Linked DNA regions of Homo sapiens: region 1 is linked to region 2. The links are chromatin loops, found by intact Hi-C in ENCODE. Cell type or tissue: endothelial cell of umbilical vein. All regions are shown on one strand.

Region 1 (2,500 bases), 140 kb after region 2:
ATGTATATTTGTGGGGATCAGCCACACTGGGAGAAAGATAGCTGTCTCATGTCACCAGGGTAGATGAAGAAAGGGTTCTAAAGCCTAGCAGCATTCATATGATAGGTACCTGGGCTTGTTTTCAAAGATCAGCAATCAAGGGGAAATGACAGAGACGCTGGAGGAGGCTGGTCCTCCCAGAAGCTAGTGGCTTGACCCAAGAAGGAAGAAAATGGCGGCTGCCTTCCCGGACCCAGGCTGTAGGCCGGGAATTCCCAGCTCTTTGATACCGTATTCCAACTGGTATGATCTGTTCGATGCCTGCTCTAGCTCTATCCCAAATATGTGTTATATGGCTTCCATCAATATTTTTTATGTAGTGCAAGCTTAATTTAATCTGAGAGTGGTTTAAGAATACACATACTTCTCAGCCATCAAAAGAACACGATTAAGAATCTCTGTGCTAGAAACTAGAAAGTTCTAGGAGATTACTGAAGGAGAGGCAGGAATGGGAACTGAGATGAAGAGGGCAAAGACTTAACCACCGACGGTCCATTTTTGGAGGAAGTGGCTGAGTGGAGTCTGGAAAAAAAAAAAAACAACAACCAGATAACCTGAAAACCAGCTGGGCTGGAAGCAAAGAGAGGGCCCAGGCATTAGCCCGGCCCTGGGGGCAGCCCAGACACACCCCAGCATTTCTCAGGGGGAAGAAGGCACAGCCTGCTGTTATTTACAAAGCTGTTGTTGAGAATTTTGAGGATCTCTTCCAGGTTCTCGCTTATGTAAATTCTAATTCACAGTGCCCTGGCCCCACATGTCTCGTAAACCAGGCCTGATATTGTAAACCTTCGCCATTCACAGAGGGTTTTAGCTTTGCCTTTGTTCCCCTCTCCAATTTCCCACTTCACAAACCTGGATCTAAAGCTTTGCACGTAGTTGATAGGGAAGTGTCGTTTGAGCAGTTCTAAGAGGCTGTCTTCCTTCTTCCTCCGACCCCCACAGCTCTGGTTTCCTCTTGGATATCAATTATTGGCTTTTACATAAGAAGGCTAATGCATTTTCAAAGCAGGCAGATCACTCTCCCATGTTTTGACAGTTTGGCTTTAGTTGAAATATAATTAAACTTTTTGAAAACAAGAACCTTGAAACTCAGTCTTCACACTGTTTGCAGGTTTTTTCCCCCTCACGCATTCAGTTTTTACTTGCTGCGGCACAATTGATTTGGTCTTCACTTTCTGCGCTCAAAACAAACACTGGGTTTAGGCATTCTGCTCTCCCAGCACCGCATGGCTGAGGGTGGAAAAAAATAACATCTGAAACAGGCCGGGCTTTTGATGATACCTCCTTATGACAGACACATCGAAAACCACCGACGGTGAGTCACCCACATTCTGTGCATACCCTCTCCGAGGAGCAGGAAGTGTGGCTATTTTAAACCCTGAGGCAATGAGAAGTTTTCAGATGCGTCCTAAGGCGCTCCGGCCAGCGCCCTGCATGCACACGAGGGCCTTCCTCAGTGTGGCCCCAGCACATCTGTAGACCTGAGGCGACACACCCAGCCTTCTGCCAGCATCTCTTTGTTTATTCTGCTTGTCCTGGTTTTGCGTTGACACGAGCAAGCCGAGTCTAAAAAACACAGAGCTACAGAATTTATAAAATCAACAAAAACTTAAAAAAAAAAAACAAAAAAAAAAACACACCACCACCACCAACAACAATCGGAGCCTGGCAGTTGGTGAGGGTGGGTGGGGGCGAACAGATGGTGCCACAAGATGTCCTCGGGCGGCTCACTGGGGACCGAGCCTTGTGGCTCTGTGGCCAAAAATAAATAAATAAGTCAGGGCCCAGCAGAAGTGCTTTCACTTCTAACCCAAGTCACTAGCTGTGGGTAATGAGTCCTCTTACTCCTTGTTCCCCATCTCCAAAGGCCAAACAAACAAGTAGAAAAAAAAAGAGAGAGAGTGAGAGAATGAATTGAACTGAAATGAAATGACTATAGATGAAAGATATATATATATATATAAAGAGTGGCGGGGGCGGGGGAAGCCGGGCGCTGTGGCTCACGCCTGTAATCCCAGCACTTTGGGAGGCCGAGGCGGGCGGATCACGAGGTCAGGAGATCAAGACCATCCTGGCAAACACGGTGAAACCCCGTCTCTACTAAAAATACAAAAAAATTAGCCGGGCGTGGTGGCGGGCGCCTGTAGTCCCAGCTACTCGGGAGGCTGAGGCAGGAGAATGGCGTGAGCCCGGGAGGCGGAGCTTGCAGTGAGCGGAGATCGCGCCACCGCACTTCAGCCTGGGCGACAGAGCAAGACTCTTGTCTCAAAAAAAAAAAAAAAAAGTGGCAGGGGGACTTGAGGGAAATAAGCCAGATGTTGCCACAAAAGCAGTTACAAATCCTGACCTTGTTTGCTAAAGGGAGCAGGCTCAGCCAGGATGCGAGACATCTCCAGGTGCTGGGAGCTTCTGAGGATGGTGAGCTCCCAGACCGAGGCAGCAAAAATGGCCTAGAACCCAT
Region 2 (2,500 bases):
TTTTCAGGGAGGTTCTCTGACCTCCCACCTACAATGGGCTCTCCCAGCTTTCGTCTGTCTCACCACCGTGTTTACTTCCTACATGGCTCTGATCACAGTCTTTAATCATCTGGTTGATGTATTTATTCATTTGTTTGTCACTATCTCCCCAACTAAAATGTAAGCTCTGTGAGGCAAAGATGGTCTCCAGTACAACGCAGTGCCTGCTGCATAGGAAGCACTCATTACATTATGAAAAATACAGCAAACATGTATGTACATTTGAATATACATAAACACTAGATGTATGTGCATGTGTACACATATATAGTTGACCTGTGACTACTGCAGGAGTTGGGGGCGCTGACCCTCCATGCAGTCGAAAATCTGACTTTTAATATAACTTGGTTTTTGGATTTATAGTGTGTGGATTTCTTTTTAAAAATCTGGCCCTGATTATAAAGAGAGAAAAAGTGGAATTAAATTTAGCCATTATTAAGAATCCAACAAATCAAATATAAGTCACAGTGAATACTAAAATTTTGAGGTGAAAAAGAAAATTAGAACTGGAGATAGACATTATAGTGCCGTCCCAGAAAATGGCAGTATCTAGCCCATGAGAGAGTTTCTTTCATATTTTTTTCATTACATGTACTAAACATAGTGATTGCTTTTTATCTTTTTAAAAAAATCTAGGCCAGTCGCGGTGGCTCACGCCTGTAATCCCAGCACTTTGGGAGGCCAAGGTGGGCAGATCACAAGGTCATGAGATCGAGACCATCCTGGCTAACACGGTGAAAACCCATCTCTACTAAAAATACAAAAAATTAGCCAGGCATGGTGTCAGGCACCTGTAGTTCCAGCTACTCAGGAGGTTAAGGCAGCACAATGGCGTGAACCCGGGAGGTGGAACTTGCAGTGAGCCGAGATCACGCCACTGCACTCCAGCCTAGACAATAGAACAAGACTCTGTCTCAAAAAAAGAGAGAGAAAAAAATATCTAAATGATTATTTGCTCTCTGTTCAAAAATCACTCAGCCAAATAGAATTTCCTGCTGAAGAAAATTATGACATAAAAATTTTAAAATTACCCCACCACTTTTTTTTGTTTGTTTTTTATCTCTGTCAGTTTGTTACCTTTATTCCTGAAAGAAGGACTCAAGACTCATGTGATACTCTAAAATAGATATTAATAGGAAATGTTCCTAGACAATGTGGGTTTGCAAGAGAAACAAAGAATTTATTGTTGACTTGATTACTAGCTCAAAGTAATCAGAAATTCCATGAAAGACACTGAAAGTTGACCTCTTTTAAAACTACTTTCAAAAGCGGAGGTTGATTTGTATTTCTTAATCAGCATCTCAGAACAATGTACATTCTTTTTGTATAGTGTCATGGGCATCTGGGACTTTGGCTTGATCAACATCCACTTCCTCCTGTGATACCAAGACCCTAGTTTTCTTTTAAAGAACCACCCCTCCCTGACTCTCAGTCTTTGTTTTCTGGTGGGGTTGACTCTTACCCCTAACCCCAGGGGTGGGGCATGTGGTCCAAGTCTGGCCAATGAGAATTTTAACCATGCTGGTGATTCAAGAATGAGTATATGTTACATGCTGAGCTTATCAGAACCAACATTGTCAGCCACAGGGGTTATGCTAGAAGTATTGGAAAGGATAAATTCTCTTCTGGGGTGGTTAAACCAATAGAAAATTAGCCTGGAGCTTCTGGTGGACATCTTGTCAAAAAAATAGTGATTGCCTGCTTGAGAATGAAATCAAGAGAGAAGAAGGCAAAGCTAAAGCCTGGAGAATATTCCTGAAGACATTTTTCAAGGATCTGGAACCACCCTTGAACTTTTTTTTTTCTTTTTTTTAGAGACAGGGTCTTGTTCTGTTGCCTAAGCTGGAGTGCATTGGTGCAATCATGGCTCACTGCAGCCTCAACTCCTAGTCTCAAATGATTCTCCTTCCTCAGCCTCCCAAGTAGCTGGGACTACAGGCATGTGCCACTGTGCCCAGTGATTTTTTTTTTTTTTTTTTTTTTTGTAGAGATGAGGTCATGTTATGTTGCCCAGGCTGGTCTTGAACTCCTGGCCTCAAGTGATCTTCCCACCTTGGTCTCCCAAAGTAACTGAATTACATGCATGAGCCACTGTGTTTAGCCTGAGCATTTTCAGGTACATAAACAAATATATTGCCCTTATTTGAGTTTCATCACTTGAAACTAAGAATCTTGACTATACACTTAATTGGTTACTAAATGAATTAGGATATAAAGATTTTTTTAAATTAGTTTGCTACAAAATTTTCTGTAATTGGAAGAAAGATGGCCATTCCTCCCCAAAGGAGCTCTTACAACTTGAATTCTTTCATCAGAAAATGCAGTTTCCTTTTGCCTATACACAATCTAAAGATTTTTTAATATACTTCTTTAGTTGCCTAAATGTTCTTTATATGTTTGTCTTGTCCTTGCAGTTCATATTAGATATTATGTTACCAATGAGCAGGGACTATGATGAATG

The links. Hi-C counts contacts between places; a loop is a spot of excess contacts. Peaks named below come from ENCODE experiments on the same cell type or tissue, not always from the same donor. Only the 100,000 strongest peaks of a DNase experiment are listed, where the experiment ranks them.
Region 1: a loop joins it to region 2, with 11 times the contacts of the local background. A loop is called at or near these places in 3 of 110 quality-filtered maps.

The regions. Positions count from the first base shown.
Region 1 is chr1:234,771,176-234,773,675 of GRCh38, forward strand. The region is part of intron 1 of LOC107985364 (a long non-coding RNA gene); the gene reads left to right. Among named protein-coding and RNA genes, the nearest start is that of LINC02961, 12 kb to the left of the region's middle. RefSeq lists enhancers at 231-1,430, 1,187-1,481, 1,217-1,436, 1,457-1,506, 1,527-1,696 and 1 more. In endothelial cell of umbilical vein, no CTCF peak of the experiment used is centred here; a DNase peak (open chromatin) is centred at 1,366; H3K27ac peaks cover 1,462 bases.
Region 2 is chr1:234,630,495-234,632,994 of GRCh38, forward strand. LINC00184 (long intergenic non-protein coding RNA 184) reads left to right here. Exons shown (of 2, transcript NR_033927.1): 2 at 2,454-2,500. Among named protein-coding and RNA genes, the nearest start is that of LINC00184, 2.4 kb to the left of the region's middle. In endothelial cell of umbilical vein, no CTCF peak of the experiment used is centred here; a DNase peak (open chromatin) is centred at 1,437; H3K27ac peaks cover 2,195 bases.